Regions from separate parts of the Homo sapiens genome. Here region 2 is linked to region 1. A link is an interaction called in ENCODE POLR2A ChIA-PET data of the cell type or tissue named here. Cell type or tissue: OCI-LY7. All regions are shown on one strand. Each heading gives the region's core, and the rest is flanking DNA. Links, peaks and the distances in the headings are about the cores only.

The links. Peaks named below come from ENCODE experiments on the same cell type or tissue, not always from the same donor. Only the 100,000 strongest peaks of a DNase experiment are listed, where the experiment ranks them.
Region 2: POLR2A ChIA-PET joins it to region 1 with 12 read pairs; 2 of 35 experiments call an interaction of 5 or more read pairs at or near these places.

What each region holds. Positions count from the first base shown.
Region 1 is chr12:56,595,904-56,598,403 of GRCh38, reverse strand. It overlaps RBMS2 (RNA binding motif single stranded interacting protein 2), which reads right to left. Exons shown (of 14, transcript NM_002898.4): 14 at 2,211-2,500. BAZ2A (bromodomain adjacent to zinc finger domain 2A) reads left to right here. Exons shown (of 29, transcript NM_001300905.2): 29 at 1-2,500. Among named protein-coding and RNA genes, the nearest start is that of BAZ2A, 33 kb to the left of the region's middle. In OCI-LY7, for the core only: no CTCF peak of the experiment used is centred there; no DNase peak of the experiment used is centred there.
Region 2 is chr12:56,771,591-56,780,960 of GRCh38, reverse strand. It overlaps HSD17B6 (hydroxysteroid 17-beta dehydrogenase 6), which reads right to left. Exons shown (of 5, transcript NM_003725.4): 2 at 6,796-7,127. The coding sequence starts at 7,108. Among named protein-coding and RNA genes, the nearest start is that of HSD17B6, 13 kb to the right of the region's middle. In OCI-LY7, for the core only: no CTCF peak of the experiment used is centred there; a DNase peak (open chromatin) is centred at 5,150.

The sequences.
Region 1 (2,500 bases), core at 1-2,500:
GAGGTCCTTCTGGACTAAAAGCCAAAAAAAGAAAGAAAAAAATAATTTTTCTTTTCTGTTTTATTTGCTAATTAAAAATGGGGAGGGGGAAAGTCGTCCCTACTTCCTCCTCCCTGCTTCCTCTCCTCCCCTGTACGTGCCCCAGCATTCTGGGGTTATTTAACAATAGCAATAGTTCTAGTGAATGTGTGAAACCAAGAAACACTCTGTACTGTGTGCGGACCCGCAGTGACGGCCAGTAAAGTGGACTTAACTCCCAAGTGTGTCGCGCCGGACACCGGGCCCTGGACATGCTGCTTCCATGTTCAGTCCCTTCCCTGCTTCTCGCTGTCTTTCTTTTCCCACCTCCCACCCCCCAGTTTTCAGATTTTCTCTCATCCAATAATGTAAAACTATCGTGTACGGGTTCCTCCCTCCTTTTCTCTTCTCCCAAATCTTTTCCCTTCAAAGGAAAAAAAAATGTTCAGAGGTCCCTGTCTTCTGTCCCCATCTTCCTGCCGATAGCTATCCCCTGTATGATGTTGGATGCTCCTCACATGCTGAGTTTCCAGCCTTTTCTGAAACTCAGTAGCTGGGGAGAGGGCAGGGAGGCTTCCTGGGCCTTCCAGCCTCCTTCCCCACCTCCTTCCCAAACCCTCTTGGGAACTCCTCAGGGACAACTACTGCTGAGTTTGGGTGCACCCTAAGATGGAGGCCAGGTAGCAATGGGGCCGGCCTCAGAGAGAGCGCTGTGTGTGTGTGTGTGTGTGTGTGTGTGTGTGTGTGTCGGCCTCAGAGCGCGCTGTGTGTGTGTGTGTGTGTGTCAGCCTCAGAGCGCGCGCTGTGTGTGTGTGTGTGTGTGCGTGCTTGTGACCCTGTATTGTTTGATAGGATCCATTCAGTTTCCCCAAGTACCTGTTTTCATTCCCATTTTTCCCATTGTTTAAAACCATCACTTTTTTGTCTTTGGGAAACCACAGGAACAATTTCTCTGGAGACAAGGCTGTGTCTCTCTCCTGGTCATTTTTGTTCCAGCCTCTTCAGACTGTGCAATCTTTCAGCAGGAACTCCCTCTCTTCTCGGTAGCTTTGAATCTTAAGCTTCTACGGGAGAGTGGTAGAACTGGATCATTTCCTAATCCCATTTAGTTGTGCTTTTCTTCATTTACTTCATACCCCAGGACCCCTTCCCCAGCAGCAGAGACCCTGGAGCACAGGAGAGTAGGGAGGAGGGGTTCTGGGTCCATCACTGCCCTACATGTGACTATGTCCAAGTTAAGCCCCCAACACGAGAGGAAAGCTGCTGACTCCCAGCTATAGCCATGGGCACTTGGCCCCCTGCTTTTCCTGCTCAGCAGAGCCCCTCCCTTCAGAGATTACGGGTACTTGCACTGGGGAGGTGGCTGCTGGCTGGCCCAAGCAGAGAGCTGAGGCATCCAAGAAATGTTCCATTGGGGGGTGGGGGTGCCAGGTGAGGTGGAGCATTCCTTGTATTCTGGCAGCACTGAAGAGCCACTGAAGGGGGTAGGGGCAGTGTAGGTCCTGGGGCAGCCCCTTTATTCCTTTATGCCCCTTCTCCCTCATAGCCTATTTCTAAAGTCGCCTTTTCTGTCAGATAAACCTCAAAACTTTTAATTTTATTTGAGATTTTTTTTTGCTTTTAAGAGGTGGATTGAAGAATATTTGAATTGACTTTATATTATGCATAAATATTTATATTTTATCTAAATAACTGCGCTGTAACAAACTTTGTGTTAGACAGTTGAAACTGTTAGAGTTGGGGGCTCTGCTTTTTCCCCCTGGCAATTTTCCCCTGGTATAAGATGTGCTAGATTAATTTCATTGTGAGGTGGATGGGGGAGTGAAATTGTGAGGTGGATGGGGGAGTGAAATCTCCATGGTTCCTGCTTTGTGTTCCTCTCCCAGCTCCATCTCTTTCCCTAGGGACCAGGCACTCATATGGCGGGGTGGGGTCCTAGCCTCAGTTTGAAGAAGTGGGGGCTGGAGCGGGGTTGGGGGTGGTAGGGATAGGGCATGATCAAAGGGGCCATTTCTTGCTTTTCTTTCCTCATCTTCACTGCCCCCTTGAGCTAGGTGGATTTTCTCTTCATGACAAGAGTATTTGGTAGGGAAAGCAGGTTTAAAATAAAAAGACAACCCACCCCCTGCCCTTTTGCTTCCCTCCCATCAGTCTGGTTGACAGGAAGAAACCACACCATCAACACCAACAAGTTTCTGTGTTCCTTTTACAGCAAAAGGGACTTTTTATATAACCAAATGTGGTGTTTTAGTGACTTTTTGATAATGTACAGTTTTTTGTGAATTTAAATTTATTTCTTTCTATATTTTTAGGACCAATCTCATTTTTAATAAGGTTAAAAAGAAAAAAAAAGTCTAGCGAAAAAACTCCTGTTTTTGCCATGTGATGTTCCACAAGTGCAGCTGTAGAAAAGTGCTTGTCAGTTGTTGAATAAAAAAAACCACATTTGATAGAGATTCAAAAGACTCTGTGTATTCATCTT
Region 2 (9,370 bases), core at 3,948-6,447, 180 kb before region 1:
AACCTGACATGTCTATTTTATTGTTGTGTCTGGTTTTTACTGACTGCAGCAGGACCTCACATTTTATATTTGTCTCGATTGGCTAGCAACTTAGAATTTTTTTTTTTTTTTTTTTTTTTTGAGACGGAGTCTCGCCCAGGCTGGAGTGCAGTGGCGGGATCTCCACTCACTGCAAGCTCCACCCCCCGGGTTCACCCCATTCTCCTGCCTTAGCCTCCTGAGTAGCTGGGACTACAGACGCCCGGCTAATTTTTTTGGTATTTTTAGTAGAGACGGGGGTTTCACCGTGTTCGCCAGGATGGTCTCGATCTCCTGACCTCGTGATCTGCCCGCCTCGGCCTCCCAAAGTGCTGGGATTACAGATGTGAGCCACGCACCCGGCCTCACTTAGAACTTTTTAAAAGAGGCAAAGGCAGAGGAGAACAAAGGAAGGAGGAAGTAACTTGTGGAATGTTGAAAAAGGTAAAAACACCTTCAAATAAGGAAGAGGAACAGGCTATGACCTAATGCTTGTTTGGACCAGTATAAGCACGCCAGGGCAAATATTTAGGTTAAATTGTGGGAGCTAAGAACATAAAGTACATTGATTTCTTTATTACAGCTAGCAGATATTTAAGAATGTTAGTACAGGTCTTTGAATAAATTATGTTTTTAAGAGAAGTCACTATTTATTCCCAATCAGATGGGGAGGAAAGTCTTTGAGGAGGAACCTCCACTTTACTTTTTACACCCCCCAAAAAATAAATCCCAAGCAGTATAAACAGAGAAATCCATACCTAAACACACCAAAATAAAGATCAAAGAAAAAATAAAATCAAAGAAGAGAATATCCTTAAATAGCCAGAAAGGAAAGACAGATTATTTTCAAAGGAAAAACAATTAGGCTAACAACTGACTTATCAAGACATGAACAACAGGAGACAGAAGACTGGAATGGTGTCTTCAATGTGCCAAGAGAAAGTAATTATTAACATAGACTAGCCTATCTGCAAAATTATCTTTCAAGAATGAGGGTAATTAGACATTTTAATAAATTTTTTTTTAAAAAAAAGATTTTGCCCCAGCATCTTCTATAATTCTTAGGCATATATTCGGTAACGAAGAAAGCAATTTTAGATGGAAAATTCAAGAAGGAATAATGAGCAAAAAAAAAAAAAAAGGTAAAAAGAGGATAAATCTAAACAAACATTGCATATTGGAGAGCCAAAAAACAGAACTGAAATACACAGCAGCAAGAGCATGTATGTCAGGAAGGATGACTGAAATGTGAGTGTTCTGAGGGCCTTGGATTACTCAGGAGAAAGGTAAAGATGTTAATTTTACATTTGATAAACCACATATGCACTTAAAATTTCTACTAGGGAAACAGAAATAGAGAATATTATAGTACTTTCAATTTAGTAGTGGAAAAAGTGGAATAAAAATTCAATCAATTCAAAAGAGCATAAAGGAAACAGGAAAAAATGGGACAAATAAAAAGCACAAAATAAGATGAAAGAAATAAATCCAAACATAATAATTAAGGCCAGGCTCAGTGGCTCATGCCTGTAATCCCAACACTTTGGGAAGCTGAGGCATTAAGATCACTTGAGACCAGGAGTTTGAGACCAGCCTGGGCAATGCAGTGAGACCCACTCTACAAAACTTTTTTATTTTAAGTTAGCTAAGTGTGGTGGTGCACACCTGAAATCCTAGATACTCAGGAGGCTGAGGTGGGAGGATGGCTTGAGTCCAGGAATTCGACATTACAGTGAGCTGATCGTGGCACTACACTCCAACCTGGATGACAGAGTGAGACTTTGCCTCTAAAAAAAAATAAAATAATAATAATAAAGTAGTATAGATGAAAGAAATGTTCTACTAAAAAAAAAAATTGTCAGATTGGATTAGTTTTTATATCAGCTATATGCTACTTACAAGAGGCTCACATAAAATACAGAGACACAGAAAAGTTGAAAGTATAAGGATTAAAAAAGACTCCAAGGTGGCCGGGCGCGGTGGCTCACGCGTGTAATCCCAGCACTTCGGCAGGCCAAGACGAGCGGATCCCGAGGTCAGGAAATCGAGAGCATCCTGGCAAACACGGTGAAACCCCGTCTCCACTAAAAATACAAAAAAATTAGCCGGGCCTGATGGCGGACGCCTGTAGACCCAGCTACTTGTAAGGCTGAGGCAGGAGAATGGCGTGAACCCAGTAGGCGGAGCTTGCCGTGAGCCGAGATTGCGCCACTGCACTCCAGCCTGGGCGACTGAGTGAGACTCCGTCTCAAAAAAAAAAAAAAAAAAGAAAAAGACTCCAAGGTAAAAAGTCTTTGTAACTGAAGGGATAGTAACATTATAAACTGAGAGAAGGACTAGAAAGAAAAGTAGAATTGGTGAAGAAAGGCCGGGCGCAGTGGCTCATGCCTGTAATCCCAGCACTTTGGGAGGCCGAGGCGGGCGGATCACCTGAGGTCACCAGCCTGGCCAACATGGTGAAACCCCGTCTCTACTAAAAATACAAAAATTAGACGGGCATGGTGGTGTGTGCCTGTAATCCCAGCTACCTAGGAGGCTGAGGCAGCAGAATCGCTGGAACTCGGGAAGCAGAGGCTGCAGTGAGCTGAGATCGCGCCACTGCACTCCAGCCTGGGTGACACAGCAAGACTCTATCTCCAAGAAAGAAAAAACAAAAAAGAATTGGTGAAGAGGTGAGAGGAAAACAAAGACTCCTTTAGATTTTGTGAGTTTCAGGCACTAGTAGAATTTCCAGATGGAGAAATGCGGCAAGTAGTTGGAAATTCAAATGTGAGGAGTAAGAAACCAAGGGCACAGATAAAAAGGGTAATAGACAAAAGTATGAGTATAGAGGATTCATTCAGCATTTATTGAGCCCTTAACATGTACCAGGCAAGGTGCCAGAAGTTGGAAATATAAAAATGAGTAAGAGAGGCCCATATCTTCAAGGAGCTCACAGTCTAACAGATGGGAAAACAATAACAATACAATAGAAATAAACGGGTATGCACAGCAAAGAGACTATAACTACCCATAACTTCTGACTCTGCCTGGGGGAGTTAAGAACATCCTCAGACAAGAAGCAATATTTTATTATTTTTTTAAATTGAGATGGTATCTCACTGTGTTGCCCAGGCTGGTGTTGAACTCCTGGGCTCAAGCAATCCTCCCACCCCGGCCTCCCAAAGTGCTGGAAGGAAGTAATATTTTAAAATACATTTTAGATTTTCAAAATTTTTTTAGTCAAATCAGTAAATTTTCAAGTTTAAAGTAAATTGTTTTTTAAAAAATTTACACTTTGGGCCAGGTGCAGTGCCTCACGCCTGTAATCCCAGCACTTTGGGAGGCCAAGACAGGCGGATCACCTGAGGTCAGGAGTTCGAGACCAGTCTGACCAACATGGAGAAACCCAGCTCTACTAAAAATACAAAATTAGCAGGGTATGGTGGCGGGCGCCTGTAATCCCAGCTACTTGGGAGGCTGAGGCAGGAGAATCGCTTGAACCTGGGAGGCGGAGTTTGCAGTGAGCGGAGATCATGCCGTTGCACGCCAGCCGGGGCAACAAGAGCAAAACTCCATTTCCAAAAAAAAAAAAAAATTTACACTTTGGAAGGCCAAGGCAAGTGGTTGGCTTGAGCCCAGGAGTCTGAGACCAACATGGGCAACATGGAGAAACCTCATGTCTACAAAAAATACAAAAATTAGCCAGGCATGGTGGTGCACCCCTGTAGTCCCAGCTACTCTAGTGGCTATTCACAAGTGCTATCGTAGCCCACTGTAGCCTCAAACTCCTGCTCAAGCAATGTTCCCACCTCAGCCTCTCAAGTAGCTGGAACTACAGATGTGTAGCCACTACACCCAGCCAAAAGAAGCAATTTCATTGCTACTTTGCAACTCCTAGAGTGAGGAGTTATTTAGGAGATCCAATTACCAGAATCTACTGAATCATAAAACCAAGGGAGAAGGAGAAGAAGGTAATCAAAGAGGAGTTGAATAATATCTAGACAAAATAGAACTTAAAAAGAGAATTTATTCATAATTGCCAAAAACTGAAAACAACCAAGATGTCCTTCAATAGGTGAATGATAAACTGTGGTACATACATACAATGGAATACTATGCAGCGAGAAAAAGAAATGAGCTGTCAGGCTTGACGCAGTAGCTCATACCTGTAATTCCAGCATTTTGGGAGGCTGAGGCAAGAGGATCACTTGAGCCCAGAAGTTCAGTGCTGCAGTGAGCTATTATTGCACCGCTGCACTTCAACCTGGGCAACAGAGTAAGACCTCCATCTCAACAAAACAAAACAAACAAACAAAAAAACAGAAATGAGCTATGAAGCCATGAAAAGACATGGAGAACAGGTGTGGTGGCTCATGCCTGTAATCCCAACACTGGGAAGCCAAGGTTGGAGGATCAGTTGAGCCCAGGAGTTCAAGACCAGCCTGGGTGACATGGTGAGATGACGTCTCTAAAAGAAAAAAAATTTTTAATTAGCCAGGCATGGTGGTGTGTACCTGTACTCCAGCTACTTGGGAGGCTGAGGTGGGAGGATCGCTTGAACCAAGGAGAGTGAGGCTGCAGTGGGCCATGATCATTCCACTGCACTCAGGCCTGGGCAACAGAGCAAGATCCTGTCTCAAAAAAAAAAAAAAAAAAGGCAAGACATGAAGGAATCTTAAATGCATACTGCTAAGTGAAAGAAGCCAGTCTAAAAGACTACATATAACATTATTCCAGCCGGGCGCGATGGCTCACGCCTGTAATCCTAACATTTTGGAAGGCCAAGGCGGGCAGATCACCTGAGGTCAGGAGTTCGAGGCAAGCCTGGCCAACATGGTGAAAACCCATCTCTACTAAAAATATAAAAATTAGCCCGGTATGGTGGTGCATGCTTGTAGTGCCAGCTACTTGGGAGGCTGAGAAAGGCGAATCGCTTGAAGCCGGGAGGTGGAGGTTGCAGTGAGCCGAGATTATGCCATTGCACTCCAACCTGTGTGACAAGAGTGAAATTCTGTCTCAAAAAAATATGATTCCAACTATATGACATCTGGAAATGGAAAAACTATGGAGACAGTAAAAAGAGCAGTGGTTGCCAGGAATGTGGGGAGTGATGAATATGTAAAGCACGAGGGACTTTTAGGGAACTGAAACTATTCTGTGTGATACAATAATGGTGGCTACTTGTCATTACACATTTGTTCAAACCCACAGAACTATATAATACAAAGTGAACCCTAATGTAAACTATGGACTTTAGTTAACGATAACATATCAACATTGGTTCATCAATTGTAACAACTCTGTCTCAAAAAAAAAAGGGAAAATTGTTGAGGGGGTATATAGGAACTCTGTACTTTCTGTTCAATTTTCTATAAACCTAAAATTTCTCTAAGAAATAGTGTGTTGATTTTTAAATATAATGAAATTTTAAAACATTTTTTAAAGAAGACCAAAGATTGACTTCAAGAAATGCCTATATTTTAAGTAGCAGCCAAGATAATCAGATTCTTAAGAACATCTTAGCCTGGGCAATATACCAAGACCGTGTTTCTGCTAAAAATAAAAATAAAAAAAAATTAGCCAGGCATGGTGGCAACCGCTTCTAATCCCAGCTAATTGAAAGGGTGAGGCAGGAAGATTGCTTGAGCCCAGGAGATCAAGGCTGCAGTGAGCTATGATCATGCCACTGTACCCCAACTCCTCAAATATAAAGAATTATGTTTATAAATACTCTACTTCCAATATGAGATAATAGCTTCAAATCTATTGAGCTTATTTTTCAACAACAAAATAAACATTGTTAAGGAAATGAAACGCCACAAAAGACCTCAACAGTCCTTCAAATGACGAGGCCAGCCTTCTAAGCTCAGCTTTGATACACACAGTCAGCCCTTCATATCCATGGATTCAATCAATTGTGGATAGAAAACACAATTTTTAATTTGCATCTGTACTGAACATATACAGACTTTTTTCCTTGTCATTATTCCCTAAACCAGGGGTCTCCAGTGCCTGGGCCATAGACTGGTACCAGCCCATGGCCTGTTAGAAACCAGGCCACACAGCAGGAGGTGAGCAGCAGACAAGCAAGCAAAGCTTCATCTGTATTTACAGCCACTCCCCATCACAGGCATTACTGCCTGAGCTCCGCCTCCTGTCAGGTCAGTGGCAGCAGTAGATTCTCACAGGAGCACTAACCCTATTGTGAACTGCACATGCCAGGGATATATCCTATGCACTCCTGTTGAGAATCTAATGCCTGATGATCTGTCACTGTCTCTTATCACCCCCAGATGGGACCATGTAGATACAGGAAAACAAGCTCAGGGCTCCAACTGATTCTACATCATGGTGAGTTGTATAATTATTTCATTATATATTACAATGTAATAATATAATGAAGTGCACAATAAATGCAATGCACTTGAATCATCCCAAAACCATCCCCACTCCCTGTCCATGGAAAAACTGTCTTCCACAAAACCGGTCCCTGGTGCCAAAAAGGCTGGGGACGGCTGCCCTAAACAATACAGTATAACTACTATTTACATATCATTTACAAAGTATTTAGTATTTTATGTAACCCAGGCATGATTTAAAGTATCCATACCTTAAAGGATGTGCATAGGTTATAACCAAATACTGCACTATTTTATATAAGGGATTTGAGCATCCTCGGATTTTAGTATCCACAAGCAGTCCTTGAACCAATCCCCAGGAGACACCAAGGAACAACTGTATATATAACCTTAGCATCTTCATGCTAAGTAAATAAAAGGAGAAAATATTTCATACCTCTGTCCCCCACATGCTCCTTCACCCACTGAGTAGCTGCAGCGATGCTCTCCATCTTGGTAACATCCAGGGTCACCGTCTCCAGCCTGTCAGACGTCTGGCCCCTCAGCTGCTCGGCCCCCTTCTCCGTCAGACACGCAGCCAGCACTCTCAAGCCTCGTGCATCCAGCTGTCTGGCCAGCAGGTTCCCAAAGCCCGAGTCACAGCCCGTGATAAAGACATACTTGTCTTGGAGGTGGCTCACCACCTGCCTCTCCCGGTACCAGTGCAGAAGGTAGTACAGGCCCACGAAGGCCGCCAGGTAGAGCCACATAGTGAGGGTGCTTCCTTCTCTTTCAATAGAAAGAAAACATTTTATTCCTTCCTTATTATTTAACCAATATATCTATTCAGTATTTGCCATGTGCCAGGCATTGCACTAGGTGATAGGGACTCTTTATTGATTAATACTTAGTCCTACCCTCAAGGGGCCACAGTCTAGAGAGGGAAGTCAGTGAGGTAACCAAACAAATCCAATGCAGTGTGAAAGGTGCCATAACAGAAGTATACACACAGTCTACAAAGGAAGATGACCGATAGCCTAGCACAGAAGGAATGATTTTGGTACTACTTCCTACCAAATAGGATAAGTAAGTTCAAAAAGTGGATAAGGATGACAACATTCCAGGCAGTAACAATGTGTACATGAAGGGAGTCGTGAGCAGCACAGAACTTCTTGAGACCTATAAACAATTCTGCATGAGTGCAGAGCAGAACATACATAAGAAGAGACTGGAGATGAGGTAGTGAAGGGCCAAATCATGAAAGGCCTTGTAAGCCACACTACGGAATCTGGATGTTATCCTGTGGACAGAGTATGCTACTAGAAGACATTAAACAGAGTATGCTACTAGAGTCAGGTGGCCAGATTAAGTTTTAGGAAGATTTGTCTCACAATGGCAGTGGAGGATAGATGAAACAGGTGTGGTGAAGGCAGTGAGATCCATTAGGAGATCCAATAGTTTGGGTGAGTTATTGCAGCCAAAGCAATTTGTAAACCTAGACCAATCAGAAGCATTGTTGAAATGAGTGTTCACAGATGCCTATGTTTCTATATGAAATTCTGGAGCAAAGTCCACCATTTTTTAGTAATCTATACATGTTGGCTGAACTAACATAATTCATAACAACATAGGTAGAGGTCAAATATGGGTATGGGCCCGCTAGCATCATAAGGCCTATACCACAACGCCTGCATGAGGCTAGTCTATGCAATTCAAACTCCTTAGTTTGACATGAATGTCCCCAGCACTCTGGCTACTTAGGCTTCTCTCTTGCATCCTACTCTTTAGCCAAAACAAACAACTTTCAGTCCCCTGCAAAGCACAGGCTTTTTACGCCTCTGCATACACTTCTTTCTACTGGAAAGAAGTAGCCCTCATCTACTTGGCAAATAACACTCTTTTTTTTTTCTTTTTTTTTTTTTTTTGAGACAGAGTTTCACTCTTTTTGCCCAGGCTGGAGTGCAATGGCGCAATCTCAGCTCACTGCAACCTCCGCCTCCTGGGTTCAAGTGATTCTCCTTGCCTCAGCCTCCCGAGTAGCTGGGATTACAGGCACGTGCCACCAAGCCGGGCTAATTTTGTATTTTTAGTAGGGAGAGAGTTTTTTACCATGTTGGCCAGGCTAGTCGTGAACTCCTGACCTCAGGTGATCCACCCACCTTGGCCTCCCAAAATGCTGGGATTACAGGCATGAGCCACCACACCCAGCCATAACACTCATCTTTTAAGTCTCAGCCTAATCATCACTTTCATTCAGCAAACATTAATTCAACAACTACTTGAGTCAGACACAGTGTTAGGCACTGATACACAAGAGTGAACAATACATAGTCCATTTTTCATTGAATTCACAGTCTCATTATGAAGACTGACAACAATGCATTATAACAGAAGTAAAAACAGGAGGCTGCTGGAACACTCAGGAGAGGCTTCTAAGGCAGTTTAGAGAGGTCTGAGAAGCTTCCTAGAGAGAATAAAATATAAGTTGAGATCTACAGGTGTACTAGTCCGTTTTCACACAGCTATAAAGATACCACCCGAGACTGGGTAATTTATAAAGAAAAGAGGTTTAATTGATTCACAGTTCCACATGGCTGGGGAGGTCTCAGGAAAATTACAATCATGGTAGAAGGGGAAGCAAACACATGATGGCAGGAAAGCAAAAGCAAGCAAGAGAGGAACTACCAAACGCTTATAAAACCATCAGCTCTCATGAGAACTCAACATGGGGGAAACCACCCCCATGATCCAATCACCTCCCACCAGGTTCCTCCCTAAACACCTAGGAATTACAATTCAAGATATGATTTGGGTAGCGACACAAAGCCAAACCATATCAAAAGGATAATTAAAAAATAATAGCTAGGCCAGGCACACTGGCACATGCCTGTAATCTCAGCATGTTGGGAGGCCAAGGCAGGCAGATCACCTGAGGTCAGGAGTTTGAGATCAGCCTGGTCAACATGGCGAAACCGCATCTCTACAAAAATACAAAAATTAGCCAGGCATGATTGTGGGCGCCTGTAATCCCA